Linked DNA regions of Homo sapiens: regions 2, 3, 4 and 5 are each linked to region 1. The links are chromatin contacts, found by Hi-C or POLR2A ChIA-PET in ENCODE. All regions are on one chromosome and are shown on one strand. Each heading gives the region's core, a stretch centred on a gene start or an enhancer-like site at or near the end of the contact. The rest is flanking DNA. Distances are from core to core; before and after follow the strand shown. Region 1 holds the start of LYSMD4 (LysM domain containing 4). Region 2 has its middle 100 kb from the start of IGF1R. Region 3 overlaps LRRK1 (leucine rich repeat kinase 1). Region 4 holds the start of SNRPA1 (small nuclear ribonucleoprotein polypeptide A'). Region 5 holds the start of IGF1R (insulin like growth factor 1 receptor).

Region 1 (2,700 bases), core at 182-2,681:
TGAGACTCATTCGCTATCTGGAGAACAGCACAGAAAACACCTGCTCCCATGATTCAATCACCTCCCACCAGGTCCCTCCCACAACAGGTGGAAACTGTGGGAGCTACAATTCAAGATGAGTTTTGGGTGTGGACACAGTCAAATCCTATTAGTGGGAAAAGGTTTGTGAGATCTTGTTTTAATGTTTGCTTTGTTGTTTAATCTGATTGCAAGTGAGGGTTAAAAACATTTTCAACCTGTTGACCATTTGCATTGTTTGCTGAATTATCTGCTCCTGTCTCTCTGAGGTCTCCCTCAGACCTGCTGAGGTCTTAGCATCTTTCCTATTCATATGAAGTCTCTCTCAGCGAAGGATTTTAATCCTTTGTTGTGTTCAGTTTATTTTCCCTAGGTTATCTGCTTTTTAATTTTGGTTTTCCTTTTTAAGTAGAAGCTCTGAACTTTGTGCCTTAGTGTGTGAGGTTTTTGTTTTTGTTTTTTTTTGAGATGGAGTCTCCCTCTGTTGCCCAGGCTGGAGTGCAGTGGCACGATCTCGGCTCACTGCAACCTCCGCCTCCGGGTTCAAGCAATCCTCTGTCTCAGCCTCCTGAGTAGCTGGGATTACAGGCGCCCGCCACCATGCCCGGCTAACTTTTTTATTTTTTTTTATTTTTATTTTTTTAGTAGAGACGGGGTTTCACCATCTTGGCCAGGCTGGTCTCGAACTCCTGACCTCGTGATCCACCAGCCTCGGCCTCCCAAAGTGCTGGGATTACGGGCGTGAGCCACCGCGCCCGGCCAGTGTGTGAGAATTCTTCCACCACTTTTCATCTTAAGAAATCCTCGGCCACCTGACATTTGATAAACACGACTTAAGTTTTCTTGGTCCCTGTTGTCCGCATCCATGTTTTACACTCGTGGATTTCTGTTTTCTTCTCGGGGTGGGGCAATGCCTCCCCTGGTGCGGCCCTCAAAGGCCCAGGAGCGCAGATCCCGCCGCAGAAAGACCCCTCGCCCATCTGCGCCCAGCCCTTCCCCGCAGGAGGGCTCAGGGGACCCCACGCTACTGGAATCCACCCCGAGTCACAGCTACAGATCATTACCCACAAGTGGGGTCAAAGGCCTCTTTACGGGCGAGAAAGCTGCGGCTCAGCAGAAAGCCAAGCACTTTGGGAGGGAGGAGCTGAGGTGCCTTATTACTCCGAACAGACGCGAAAACAAGCCAGGGCCCGCGCGGGTAGACCTGGTAGGCGGGTGGGCGGGGCGAGGGCCACTTCCGGGGTGTGGAACCCTGTCGAGCCCCGCCCCGAGCCCCGCCCCGAGCCCCGCCCCGGGCCCTGTGGTCCCGGGATGAGCTCTCCGCGCAGCCAGGCTCGCTCCAGTGCCCGCCCAGCGCTGACTTCATTGGCTGCCTCCCCAGTCCCGCCCCCAGGGGGGCCCTGCTGATGTTCGTAGCCAATCCGCAGGCGCGGTGGCAGCTGCGGGTCGCGGGTCGCGGGTCGCGAGTCGCCGGTCGCCGGTCGCGGCGGAGCCTGGGCGCTGAGGTACCGGGGCCTGGACGAGGGGGCCGCGGTCTGGCTAGGGAGCCGCGCGGGCTCATGGCGGTACGGCGACCTGGCCTCGCTCGAGGGTTCGCGGGCGGGCCGCCCCTCCCCGGGCTCCTAGGGGGACGCTCCAGCTGGAGGGGCGGTGACCGCGACTGTCGTGGGCTGGCCCCAGGTGGCTAGGGTTGGGGGTCAGAGGTCAGAGGTTCTGCCCTCTGGAATGTTAGGGCCCCGCCCGTGGAGCCGTGGAGCCCTGGGGCCGGGCCGCTCCCCATTTTCCTGTCAGCTCTTGTTGAGGTGCCCCATCTTTTCGCAGAAGGGACTTGGAGGGAAGCGGGCCTGGAGCTGCTGCCGCCGCCCCTGAGCTCGGACGCGAAGGCTGGCCCCGTCCCCGGGCTGCCGCCGTGGTCCTGCAGGTGACCCTCAACCCCCCGAGGACCGCCGGCCGCCTCCCGCCTCCGGGCAGGCTCAGGAGCGCGCGGAGCGGGGTGTGGGCCTGTGACCCTCGAAGGCGTGGGCGGGGAGTAGGGGGTCGAGCTGGGGCCGCAGGCTGTCCCCGTACGGGCTGCTCCCCTGTGGCTCCGAAGCCACCTTTTTCTGAAGTTGTCAGCCCGCGTGTTTGAGATTTCGTTTCTGGAATCTCACGCGAACAATCTGGAGAGAGGAACAGGGGTCTTGCGGCTTTGGCTGTTGACTCAAGGGGAAAATAAAAACCAGACAATGGGGATGTAATGAATGCAAAGTGACCCGTGAGCAAACTGGACGCTTTTCTCCGGCTGACAGGCATGAGTTCTCCCCGTAGCTTGCCCCACATACTGTGAGTTAAACTGTGTCAAAGTAAGAGCAGTTTAGCCCCACAGTTCTGAGCAAGAGTCCTTAGCGCTGACCTTCTTAGTGAAGATACTTTGCAATGTGTAAAATATTGAATACAAAATTATTGTGCAAAGCTTCTGAGTTGAAGATTCTGAGTGCGCGGAGGCTGGCGGCAGCCCTTACTTGCCATTGCAAGGATCTCAACTTACTACTCTGAGAGCAAAAGTAGTTGTTTCTTTACAGATGTGGGTTTAGGGGAGACAGCTATGGATGAGGAACAGGGGCGGGGTTCGTTTTCTGCACAAAACGTATGCGATTAGAAAAAACAAAGGGTTTTTATTCTGCCTATCTTCTTCCATCTCAG
Region 2 (2,700 bases), core at 190-2,689, 1.2 Mb after region 1:
CGGGCTGCAGGTCCCGAGCCCTGCCCTGCAGGGAGGCAGCTAAGGCCCGGTGAGAAGTCGAGCACAGCAGCTGCTGGCCCATGTGCTAAGCCCCTCACTGCCTGGGGCCGGTGGGGCCGGCTGGCCGCTCTGAGTGCGGGCCCGCCAAGCCCACGCCCACCCAGAACTCGCGCTGGCCCGCAAGCACCTCCCGCAGCCCCGGTTCCCGCCTGCGCCTCCCCCTCCAAACCTCCCCGCAAGCTGAGGGAGCCGGCTCTGACCTTGGCCAGCCCAGAAAGGGGCTCCCACAGTGCAGCGGCGGGCTGAAGGGCTCCTCAAGCGTGGCCAGAGTGGGCACCAAGGCCGAGGAGGCGCCGAGAGCGAGCAAGGGCTGTGAGGGCTGCCAGCACGCTGTCACCTCTCACTTCTAAACTGCCAGAGAATCCCTGAGAGGAGGCTGGTCTTCCTGACATTCTGTTCACACTATTAATTTGTTTTGCAAACCTTTTTAATGGAAGGAGAATTATATAAACCACCACCCTGCTCCTGTGTATACTATTCCACAGCATCAGCATCACTTGATAACTTGTAGAAATGCACCTTCCTCGCTGGGTGTGGTGGCTCATGTCTATAATGAGGGAGGCCGAGGCAGGAGGATGGCTTGAGCCCAGGAGGTGGAGGCTGCAGTGAGCCATGACTCCACCACTGGACTCCAGCCTGGGCGACAGAAGGAGACCCTGCCTCTAAAAAGAAAGAAAGAAATACACATTTCTGGGGCCCAATCTAGAGCGATCGAACATAATTCTGGGCGTCGGGCTCAGCGCTCTGAGTTTTGACAACCCCCCTACGCCCAGCTCATTTGAGAATGCCGGTCTGAGATGACTGATTCCCAGCTTGGAACATTTGAGTTACTGAGGTGATTGATTCTAAGAGTCAGCTGGAGCCAGGACTAGCAGACTGGGAATACATTCGTTTAACAATGGAATACCATTTTCAAATCATCATGCATTTCTTTTCTGGGTGCCATCTCCTGTGCAGGGGAGGACTGGAAAGACAGGGAAATTCTGGTAGCCTTGGGAAGGCAGAAGGGTGGGGCTTGGCTGGCCAGGGGACGGGCGCGGAGGGGGAGGGAAGAAGAGGAGGAAGCCGCGGGGCCTCACAACCCATCTGGTTGGAAACGTCCTGCAGTGCCGCCCGAGCCGCAGGAACCGGAGCCAATTACAAGTTTATATAATAGAGTCAGTCTCCCCGGGCCTCCCCTCTCCGCCCCACCCCTGCCGGCTTTGGGGATGGGGGAGGAAACGCTTTCCGTGAAATACAGGCTGGATCTAGGACGGAGGATGCCTTTTCTGGATTGACAACTAGGGGCCAGTCCTGAGTGTGAGAAACTCCTGGGGTCCTGTTTTGGGATCCGGACACCTCGGGCGCCGCGCAGGCCTCCTTGTGCCTCGGGAGCGGCCCCGCCTACGGAACGGGACCTGGAAGGGAGGTGTCCGGGTCGAGCGTTCGCGCTGCTCCCCGCCGCACGGTGTGAGCTCGCCGGGTTTATGTAACGCCTGCCCTTCGCGGAGGACCGTGTCATGTCCGAATCGCGGAGGACGGAGGAGGCGGGGGCCTGGGCCGCGACGCCCGCCCACGTGACCGTCAGATGACTGGGGTCTAAGTTTGCACGAGCTCCTTTACCGTAACGCTGAAGGCTCCTCATCAACATCGGCTCTTAGTCATCCCCGAGTGACATTTGATATGAGCAACAGCTCAGGACGGGGAAATGGCAACGCGGATGCTGATGGAGACGAGGAACGGCTGCTGCGACCGCCTCTGATTTGGGCTGGAACGGGAGTTTATGCGGAGTCAAGGAAACCCACCGCGAAGGGTGCCAGGGAAGACCAGGGCACTTTTCTAGACAAAGAATCTTAGATTCTTTGGGGCTAGATGCAGAGAGTCCGGGAGAAACTGTTCACCGGGTGCCAGGCAGGCGGCTGACCACGCAAGCCACGCTTCAGATTTGTGGGTTGGTTTTAGAAGTCACATGAGGTCTGCCTGGACGCCCCTCCCGATCACGTCAATTATCTGTCACAACTTCTCTGTGCGCCCCAGGGACCAGCCCCATGCCCCCAGCGGGGGAGTTGGTTACAGCTGCAGAATCCCGGCCCCACCCCGCCTCCAGAGCACGAGCCTGCGCTAGAAGGATATCACCAGGGGATGGGGGGGAATGCGAGGGGGGCGGGGAGGTGGTCACGGATGCAGAGGCTGTCCTGGCTGCTGAGGCAAAAAGCCCGTCCCAAGCCCTGCATGGGCTCCTACTGCACTTCAGGATTTGGGGGAATGCAGAATCGTGGTCTTTGAGTTTTCATTAATTCAATAAAGATTTCTCAAAAGCCTAAATTCTAGACCCAAGACAGTGGGAATTAAACAGGGCTGAATATGACGCTATTGGCTATACCAGGACCACGCCTGAGCATTGCATGCACGCTCCAGCTATGCATAACTTATTTATTTTAAAAGAAGGAAGGAAGAGAGGGAGGGAAACAAGGTGTTTCTTAAGAGTAGAGGAGGGGAGAGGCAACTTGTTGCTTTCACTGGCAACAGTTAACTCCATAAGCAATTTCCTCACTTAAAAGAAAAACAAATGAAGTAGAGTGGTAGGCTTTTGAAAGGAGGAGCAGAGAGCTCCGGTGAGTGGAAACCTAGCTTTTATTCACCTTAGGGCCTTGTTAAAAC
Region 3 (2,700 bases), core at 34-2,533, 1.3 Mb before region 1:
GTCAGGAGGTCAAGACCATCCTGGCCAACACGGTGAAACCCCGTCTCTACTAAAAATACAAAAATTAGCTGGGTGTGGTGGCATGTGCCTGTAATCCCAGTTACTCGGGAGGCTGAGACAGGAGAATTGCTTGAACCAGGGAGTTGCAGGTTGCCATGAGCCGAGATTATGCCACTGCACTCCAGTTGGGCAGCAGAGTGAGACTCCGTCTCAAAAAAAATAAAAATAAAAATAAAAAATAAAGAAATCAACTAAGGTCATTCCTCCTTCCATGCAAGCTCAGGGGTAAGGCTCAGGTCTCCCTCCAAGGCCTCCAGAAGAAGCAAGCCTGGACTGCCCACACTGTCCACCTGCTGCCAGAGTCCTGCAGAGTTAACCCTTTCTCTGAGGCCCTTCCCACTTTCCCTGGAAGGCAGAGTAAAAGCTGGTGCCTCAGAGCCCCATTGCATCCACCAGTGTGGGAAGGTTTGGCTGCCCTCATCTGATTCCTGGGCAGGACCAAGACAAGCATCTCAGGCAAGCATTCGCATGTCCCCGGGTGAGCTGTGTAAACTTGGGCCAGACAAATGATCTCTCTAAACCTCTCTGTTTTAACCTGAAAGGGAGGCTTGCCTCAGGGTAGGCAAAACTCCTTCTCCTATTTTAGCCAGAACATTTTTCCCCCAAAACCACAAAATACAACCCGGGAGCATGTGCAGGAGCACAACGGTGACAGCGGGGTCACACACGGCTCCGGTCACACCCCGGGGAGCCACCTGGAACAGATGATTTCGTCCGATGACTGCACGCCAGGCAGCTCCCCCAGGTGGTTGTCGGAGAGGTTCAGCTTCCGGAGATTGATGAGGCCCCAGGGGATAACCGAGGGGAGGGTCGCCAGGCAGTTGGCAGAAAGGTCGAGCTCCGTGATCTGGCAGGAGATGTCTATGAGCCAGTCTAGGTCTACCCAGGGCAGTCTGAGATGGGACCATTTCACACGGAGAGCCTGGTGGTGGAAAGAAAGGAAAAGCACATGTGGAGGGTGAGTTCAGGGCCCACATGGGCTTGGAATAAAGCAAGGGTTAATGCAAATGCGCGTCTGTGTGCCTGCTCCAGCCCGGGTCCCAAGAGGCCTGCACATGTCCTTCTCGGCCGCCGGCACCTGCCACGGTGGTGGGTGCAGAAGAGCTACCTGTTCCCATCGGCACCTGCGTCTCACAGGCAATCTGTGCACAGCGCCTGCAAGTCACCCTCCAACCTCCAGAGGGCGCCGGTGGGCGCGGGCTCAGTGCCGCCCCTCAAGAGGCGGCTCACAGGGAAGAGCGCGGCGGGATTGTCCACGTACAGAGGAGACCGCTGAAGCGTCCAGGCGCCTCCCCCAGACTGGAGAAGAAAGCTGACTCCCAAACCCAAGTCTCTGACCTCCCTTCAAGGCGGCCTTTCCTGTGATCAGAGGAGCTGCCGCCTGCAGCTGCCCGCACCGCGCCAGGGTGCTTGGTGGACAGGCTGCTTTCAGAGCGAGCCTGAGATACAGACAGACGATGGCCACACAATATATAAAAAACAGAACTCTGGCCCACGACCCACAGTGACCTGCCTAGGAAACCAACCTCTTTATCTATAGCAAACAGCCCGGGAAGCCAGTCTCTTGCAGGAGGCCAGCCTCTTTTTTTTTTTTTTTTTTTTTTTTTTTTTTTTTTGAGATGGAGTCTCGCTCTGTCGCCCAGGCTGGAGTGCAGTGGTGCGATCTCGGCTCACTGCAACCGCCGCTTCCCGGGTTCAAGCGATTCTCCTGCCTCAGCCTCCTCAGTAGCTGCACCACCACTCACGGCTAATTTTTGTGTTTTTATTAGAGACGGTGTTTCACCATGTTCGTCGAGCTCAGGCTGGTCTCAAACTCCTGACCTCGGGCAATCCACCCACCTTGGCCTCCCAAAGTGCTGCAATTACAGGCATGAGCCACTTCTTATCTCTAGTAACAACCCAGGAAGCTAAGCCATCATTTCCGTAAAAGTCAGTCTAAAATGGCCAGGACTTGGTTAATAACTGACCGATTCTCTAATTTTTGTCCTCACTTTCCATTTAGGACCAACCCGAGAGAGCCAACTTTGCACCCCTACCAATCCCATAGGATGCCCAGCCTGCAGCGAGGCCCCCCAGCTTCCCCACGACAACGGCCTCCCGGCAGGAGGCCCCGGAGGCCTTCCCTTTGTCCCACTAGAAAGCTCCCGCTCCTCTGCCAGCCTGTGGGTCTCTGCCACACGCAAGTCCTGGTGGCTGGCGCTCTTGCCGTTGAAGTCCTGCTAAACAAAATGTCTTTGCTCCACTCATTTCTCACTGGTCTTCCTTTATTTCCACCAGAGGGAGTCAGAAGGGCCAGCGGTTTTCCGGCATGGGGTGGTCAAAGGGACCTGGCGAAATATATGGGAGCAGGACTTTGCTCTTTCTTCCTGATTACCGAAGAATATTGGGCTCAATCAGGTTTCTGGGGAGAAGAAATCTGCTTTTGGGTCTGTTTCTTCGAAGCAACTGGAAATCCGTATTGGAAAATTAGAGGAGCAGAAATATGAACAAAAATTAGTGCTTCGCAAATGGGAAAATGTAACAAGCAGAGGCTACGAGAAAGGTCCCAATAACGTGGGATGAATTCCTCAAAAATTGGCGGCAGGTGACGGGCATCCCTATTTGGCCACCAGATGGCGATGAGCGCCTGTCTTTAGCTCC
Region 4 (2,700 bases), core at 50-2,549, 1.6 Mb before region 1:
ATAAGGAAAAAAAAAAAATGAGCCAGGGACTCGAAAGAACACTTAACCAAGGAAGCTATCAGAATGGGCACCATACACATGAGAAGGTTCTCAGCTTCATTAGTTATTAGAGAAAAGCAAAGCAAAGCAGTAGTGCAATACCACCACACACCCATCAGAATAGCTGAAGTTATAGAGTTAAAATGCCAAGAAGGCTGAAGCTGGAAGCCATGAAAACCCTTACACACCGCTGGAGTGTGTATATTATTTCAGCCTCTTAGCATAACTGTTGGGCATTACTTATTGATGATAGATATACCCTATGTCCCAGCAGTCCCACTCCAGGACAAACTCATGCAAACGTGCATCAGAACCACGTACCAGAAAATTCATAGTAGCATTACTCAGAATAGCCCTAACTGAAAACAACTTTGATGTCTATCAACAGCAGAATAAGTAATTTATGGTATAATATATACAATGGAATTCTCTTCAGCAGCAAAAGCAAACAAACCATCTCTGTATGCAACCTGGATGGACTCCAGACATAATATAGACTCCATGAAACTAGGCCAAAAAAAAAAGCATACTGCATGATTCTATTTATAGCAAAAGCAAGCAAACCGAATTTGTAGTGTTGAGTTCGCGGTTGCCTTTTGGGAAAGAGGGAGGCTTTCAGAATAGCGGTGTTTTGGATCCCGGTGTCGGCTACGCAGCTGTGTTCACTCTGGTCATTAATCACTGTAAATTCCTGATATGCACACTTTTATGTATATCACATTTCATACATATGAATATTCAGAAGTCTAAAGGTCACAAGCTTAACCGCAAACCCTACCGTGCCCGAGGCCGGGCTGGACTTGCGGGGCGGTGGGGTTGTCCCGGCGACCTGCCCCAGGCGGGCCACCTAGCCCGGGATCTCACACTGTAGCCCGGAGCCAAGGCCCAGGCCCGGGGCGGGCACCTGAACTGCTGGACCCTTCACTGAACCCCACGGGTTCCCGCGACGGCTGGTGGAGGGAGGACAGTCACCGCTTCCCCTCCCACCTCGAGGTGCGCTAATGCATGAGAAAGTTCCCCTCGGGTGTTTCCACATTCGCCTTAACTTTTAAACACCAACGTCTGGAATCAGGGGTCCTCCAGACTCCGAAACACACCCTAGGAAACAACCCAGAACGAGACACATCCCCTGTGCGCGCGCCACGACTTCCGGCAAGAACGCCCCCGGAGGCGTGGCTCTTCGATTGCTTCGGCCTGGCGGTCGAGCTGCGCGCGCACTCGGCGGCTGCGATTGGTGCTGCCTGGCGGCGGGGCGCGGGGCACGCTGGGACGTCTCGCTGGCGGGAGGCCACGGGCTTTCCACAGCGCGGGGGAACGGGAGGCTGCAGGATGGTCAAGCTGACGGCGGAGCTGATCGAGCAGGCGGCGCAGTACACCAACGCGGTGCGCGACCGGGAGCTGGACCTCCGGGGTGAGTCCGGGGGCGTGGGCGGCCAGTCCCCAGGCGGCACCGAGCCGCCTTATTTTCCGCGCTTTGCCGCGTGCACCGAAGGCCGGAGCTTGGCCCGCGGGCCGGTTGTCTGGGCTCCGACCGGGCTGCGCAGGGAACGCCGGGCCTGATTCTTGCCGTTGTTGCCAGATGAGCATCCGGTTAAGCTCCTGGGAGCCTTCTGTTAGCGCCGTGCCTCTTGACAGGCACGGGTGACTTCATTACTTCCTGGTGCGTCCTCGTGGGGCCCTGTTAGGCCTTGCTTGGCTGTTTCGCCGCTGGCTGTTTGAGGGCCCGGAAGAGCGGCTCATTAATGGTTGTAACGCAAGTGCAGGGCGCGGGATTGGTTCTTAATACTTGCCGCCAGATGATATTTTGAGCGTAGATAGGATATGTGTTCATTATTCCTAATGTGAGGGAGGAAACTAAGTCCCCGAACAACCGCGATTGTTTCCTCCAGTATTTTCTACTTAGTAGCTTTAATTGTCTGGCGTTTCCCCTATATGAAGACGTTTTAAAAATTGAACTGTGTCACCCAGGCTTGCACCGCCGGGTGCTGTGTGTAAGTTGTGGAAGCGCTCGCAATTATTCAGATTCCTGTACTATTTCAACCTTAGCAAGACTTGGTAAGATACTGGGAGGGCAGCTAGCTAGTTGGCATTTCAGGAGACGGCTTTAAAAGGGACGTGATAGAGCAACTTCTCTGAGGATAAGACCATGCTGTCGTAGCCTGAGATTTGTTCCCATGGGGACCTATGGCCTCGGAGCAGCATCGCTGCGGGATCTGCTTAGATTTCTTGCCGACCTTTGGGAAATCCCACTGTTTTGTGTTGTGTTGTGTTGAGATGGAGTCTCGCTCTTTCCGCCCCAGCTGGAGCGCAGTGGCGTGATCTCGGCTCACTGCAACCGCCGCCTCCCCGGTTCAGGTGATTCCTGTGTCTCAAGCCTCCCGAGTAGCTGGGAATACAGGCATGCGCCACCACGCCCGGCTAATTTTTTGTATTTTTAGTAAAGACATGGTTTCTCCATGTTGGTCAGGCTGGTCTCGAACTCCCGACCTCAGGTGATCCGCCCGCCTTGGTCTCCCGAAGTGCTGGGATTACAGGCTTGAGCCACTGCGCCCGGCCCAACTCACCACTTTTGATGATCTCTGCCATTTCTCTTTATGGAGCATGTGCAGTGTTGAGAATACGTATTTTGATGCAGTACGTGTAGTACAGCTCTGAATTGTG
Region 5 (2,700 bases), core at 164-2,663, 1.1 Mb after region 1:
GGAAACACGGCTGGGCTGTCAGGACGGAGAAAGAGAAAAGCCCTTCCCGCGCGGGGATGCGCGGAGCCAGGGCCCGCGGGGCTCCAGACGAACGAGCCCGGGTCCCGGGTCCGCTGCAGCCTCCCTCCCGGCAGAGCCGCCCTGCGCCCCACCCCGCCGCTCCCGAGCCCGGGGGCCCGACAGCTGCGACGGTGGCAACTCGGGTTTCGCAAACAGGGCGCAGCCCCTCGGAGGAAAAGTTCCCGCAGTGGCCGCGGGCGGCGGGCACATACTCACTTTCTCCACTCGTCGGCCAGAGCGAGAGCGCGGCGGAGAGAAACAGGAGCCCCCACAGCGAGGTCGGGGACCCTCCTCCGGAGCCAGACTTCATTCCTTTTATTTGGGATGAAATTCCCCTTTCTCAAAAAAAAAAAAAAAAAAAAAAAAGAAAAGAAAAGAAAAAAAGGAAATGAAAGGAAACAAGTCTCAAACTCAGTCTTCGCTCCCCCTCCAAAAACAAGGGCGAAGGAAACAATACTCCGAAGGCGGCGCCGCCGGGGCCCTCCGGGTGCGCGGACGGGGCGGGCGGCGCGGGGCGGCCCCTCAGCGCCGGCAGCAGCGGCCCAGGGCTCGGCGGAGTCGGGAACCCGAGGCGCGCCGGGGCGGGCTGTCGGCGTCGTCGGCCTCCATTTTCAAACCCGGAGAGGCAGGAAGGGGGGAAAACTGCAAAGAAAGGGGGCAAAGCCCAAATCTGCCTAGGCGAGGAAAAACAAGCCCGGCCCTGGCCGCGCGGGAGGCGGCCGGACGCCCGAGCTTCCGCCGCGGGAGGGCGCGACGCAGTTCGCAAGATCGCCCCGAAGTCCGGGTCACAGGCGAGGCCGGCGAGGGGCAGAAACGCGGAGTCAAAATGAATGAGCGGCTCCCCCTCCTCCTCCTCCTCCTGGCTCCGCTCGCCGCCGCCTCCTCCCTCAGCGCCGCCGCCGCCGCGGCGAGCTCCTTCCCAAATCCAGGACACACACAAAGCGGCGGGCCGGCCGCGCCGCGCTCAGCACTCCCGCCGCGCCGCCCGGCTCTGCGCCGCCGCCCGCCCCGCGCCGGCCCCCGCCCGGCCCCCGCCCGCCGCCGCCTGCTCTGCGCGGGGGCTCCGGCTCGCTGAAGGTCACAGCCGAGGCGAGGCGCGCCGTGGAGCTGCCCCCGCGCGGGAGGGGCGTGGAGGGCGCGGGGGGATCCGGGGAGCGGGGCCGAGGGTCTGCGAGCGCCGGCCGTGGGCAGGCTCGCTGGCGGCGTCCCTCTCGCTCTCCCGCCTCTCTCGAGTTCGCCTGGTGCGCTCGCTCCTCCTCGGGTTTTTTCCCTTTTTTTTTCCGCTCAGCGGAGTTAATGCTGGTAAACAAGAGCCCCAGCCTCGCCGCGCCGCCGCCGCCGCTGCCACACACTGGGGGCTCGCGCGCGCGCGCGCGCCCTGGCCCGCGCACACGCGCCCGCTCGCACACTCGAGCGGCCACCGCCGCAGCAGCGGCGCGCCGAGGGCCCGGCCCAGGCCGGCGCGCGCAAAAAACCGGAGCCCGGTTCCCCAAGACGTGCGGAGCGGAGCCCGGGCGTGGGGCGCGAGACTGCGAGGCGCCGCCCCCATCTCCCGCCCCACCGCCTCCCGCGCGCACACAGAGACACGCGCGCGTGCCCACCCGCTCCCGCCCCCACCGCACTGCGCCGGCCACCCCGCACGCGCCCTCCCCTCCCGCCCGACTCCAAAAACAATGCCCCCGCCGCCGGTCCGGTCTCGGCGGGGCAGGGGTGGGTAGCCAGGGAAAGGCTAGGCAGGGGAGGGGTGGGCAGGAGAGGGGAGGGGTGGGCGGGGAGTGCGGGGCTGGGAGAGGTTCATTGAAAACAACAACAGCGCGGCTGGAAAGCGCGTTTCCCCGGTTCTTGAAAAGCTTCATTGTTTCTTGCAGCTGTTGCAAAATAAATAAATGCGTGCATGCGGCATTTTTTTCGCTGCGTACTGGAAAGCCCGAACGTGGCGGAAGGGGCGCACCTGGGAGAAAGGGGACCCCCCCCCCAGGCTACTACGCCGGGCACTTTCACGCCAGGCTGGGGTGCCCGCGGCGTTGCGACCGTGGAGCCCGGAGTTTGGGGGCTCAGGGGGAGCGGAGGGGGAAGGGCGCGGCCCGTGTGGCTCGGCCCAGAGTGGCTCGAGGAGAGAGGACCCCGCCGCCCCTCGCGGGCCCCGCGCCCCGGAAGGGGGGCCCAGACAGGCAGCGCCGCGTGCCCCGGGCGCGTCCCCGCGGCGGCCGCCAGAGGGCGCGGCGGGCGCTGGGGAGGGCAGCCCGCGGAGAGTCGCCTCCCTCCCTCCGGGGGAGGAAATGTGGGGGCCCGGGCTGGGGGCCGACTCGGCTGGGTCGCGCTGGCGTGGCCTCCCGGACCAGCCGCCCGCCCTGAGCGCTCTCCGCGGCCTCGCGCAGCTCAGGGCTCCACCACGTGGGCGGCTGCGGGGAGCGGCCGGGGCGCGTGCACGCTGCGGGTCTCCGAAGCTCGGGGGGCGTGTCCGGGTCCCGGGGCGCCGAGGAGGGGGTGGAGGCTGGGGCCGGGAAGCCTCCCTTGGCCGCGGTCCCGACCCGGGAACACGCCGCATGCACTCGGGATCAGCGGCTACTGCGGAAACCCACCCGCACCTGTCTCGGGTCCTCCCAGGCACGTTCCTCTTGCTTCGTTTGCTACGTAAGT

The links. A loop is a pair of places that touch in the nucleus more often than their neighbours do. ChIA-PET counts read pairs that join two places held with the same protein, here RNA polymerase II (POLR2A). Pooled maps may share reads with other maps.
Region 2: a loop to region 1 is called in a pooled map, with 10 times the contacts of the local background. The contact joins the enhancer-like site here to the promoter of LYSMD4 in region 1. A Hi-C loop is called at or near these places in 4 of 50 pooled maps. POLR2A ChIA-PET finds 5 or more read pairs at or near these places in 2 of 52 experiments (BJ and activated B cell).
Region 3: a loop to region 1 is called in a pooled map, with 5 times the contacts of the local background. The contact joins the enhancer-like site here to the promoter of LYSMD4 in region 1. A Hi-C loop is called at or near these places in 2 of 50 pooled maps. POLR2A ChIA-PET finds 5 or more read pairs at or near these places in 3 of 52 experiments (Caco-2, PC-9 and RWPE1).
Region 4: a loop to region 1 is called in a map of CD8-positive, alpha-beta T cell, with 19 times the contacts of the local background. The contact joins the promoter of SNRPA1 here to the promoter of LYSMD4 in region 1. A Hi-C loop is called at or near these places in 2 of 168 maps with a recorded cell type or tissue (both CD8-positive, alpha-beta T cell), 1 of 37 single-sample maps with no recorded cell type and 5 of 50 pooled maps.
Region 5: a map of B cell shows a loop between it and region 1 (8-fold over the local background). The contact joins the promoter of IGF1R here to the promoter of LYSMD4 in region 1. A Hi-C loop is called at or near these places in 4 of 168 maps with a recorded cell type or tissue (B cell, CD4-positive, alpha-beta memory T cell, CD8-positive, alpha-beta T cell and 1 more) and 11 of 50 pooled maps. POLR2A ChIA-PET finds 5 or more read pairs at or near these places in 1 of 52 experiments (CD4-positive, alpha-beta T cell).

The regions. Positions count from the first base shown.
Region 1 is chr15:99,732,168-99,734,867 of GRCh38, reverse strand. LYSMD4 (LysM domain containing 4) reads left to right here and starts at 1,431. Exons shown (of 3, transcript NM_001284417.2): 1 at 1,431-1,523. RefSeq lists silencers at 1,102-1,831, 1,872-1,981.
Region 2 is chr15:98,547,275-98,549,974 of GRCh38, reverse strand. No RefSeq gene overlaps it. Among named protein-coding and RNA genes, the nearest start is that of IGF1R, 100 kb to the left of the region's middle. Within about 2 kb of position 1,439, at least 28 of the 41 ENCODE cell types and tissues checked have a DNase peak (open chromatin) inside an H3K27ac peak, as active enhancers do.
Region 3 is chr15:101,007,119-101,009,818 of GRCh38, reverse strand. It overlaps LRRK1 (leucine rich repeat kinase 1), which reads right to left. Exons shown (of 34, transcript NM_024652.6): 7 at 756-982. Among named protein-coding and RNA genes, the nearest start is that of LRRK1, 89 kb to the right of the region's middle. RefSeq lists enhancers at 1,233-1,562, 2,541-2,700. Within about 2 kb of position 1,283, at least 17 of the 41 ENCODE cell types and tissues checked have a DNase peak (open chromatin) inside an H3K27ac peak, as active enhancers do.
Region 4 is chr15:101,293,847-101,296,546 of GRCh38, reverse strand. SNRPA1 (small nuclear ribonucleoprotein polypeptide A') reads left to right here and starts at 1,299. Exons shown (of 9, transcript NM_003090.4): 1 at 1,299-1,450. The coding sequence starts at 1,369. SNRPA1-DT (SNRPA1 divergent transcript) reads right to left here and starts at 1,199. Exons shown (of 2, transcript NR_186319.1): 1 at 818-1,199. RefSeq lists enhancers at 951-1,040, 1,101-1,150, 1,714-2,345 and a silencer at 1,381-1,570.
Region 5 is chr15:98,647,252-98,649,951 of GRCh38, reverse strand. IGF1R (insulin like growth factor 1 receptor) reads right to left here and starts at 1,413. Exons shown (of 21, transcript NM_000875.5): 1 at 277-1,413. The coding sequence starts at 370. IRAIN (IGF1R antisense imprinted non-protein coding RNA) reads left to right here. Exons shown (of 1, transcript NR_126453.2): 1 at 1-2,700. RefSeq lists silencers at 1,389-1,658, 2,029-2,088, 2,149-2,618, 2,629-2,678 and an enhancer at 2,690-2,700.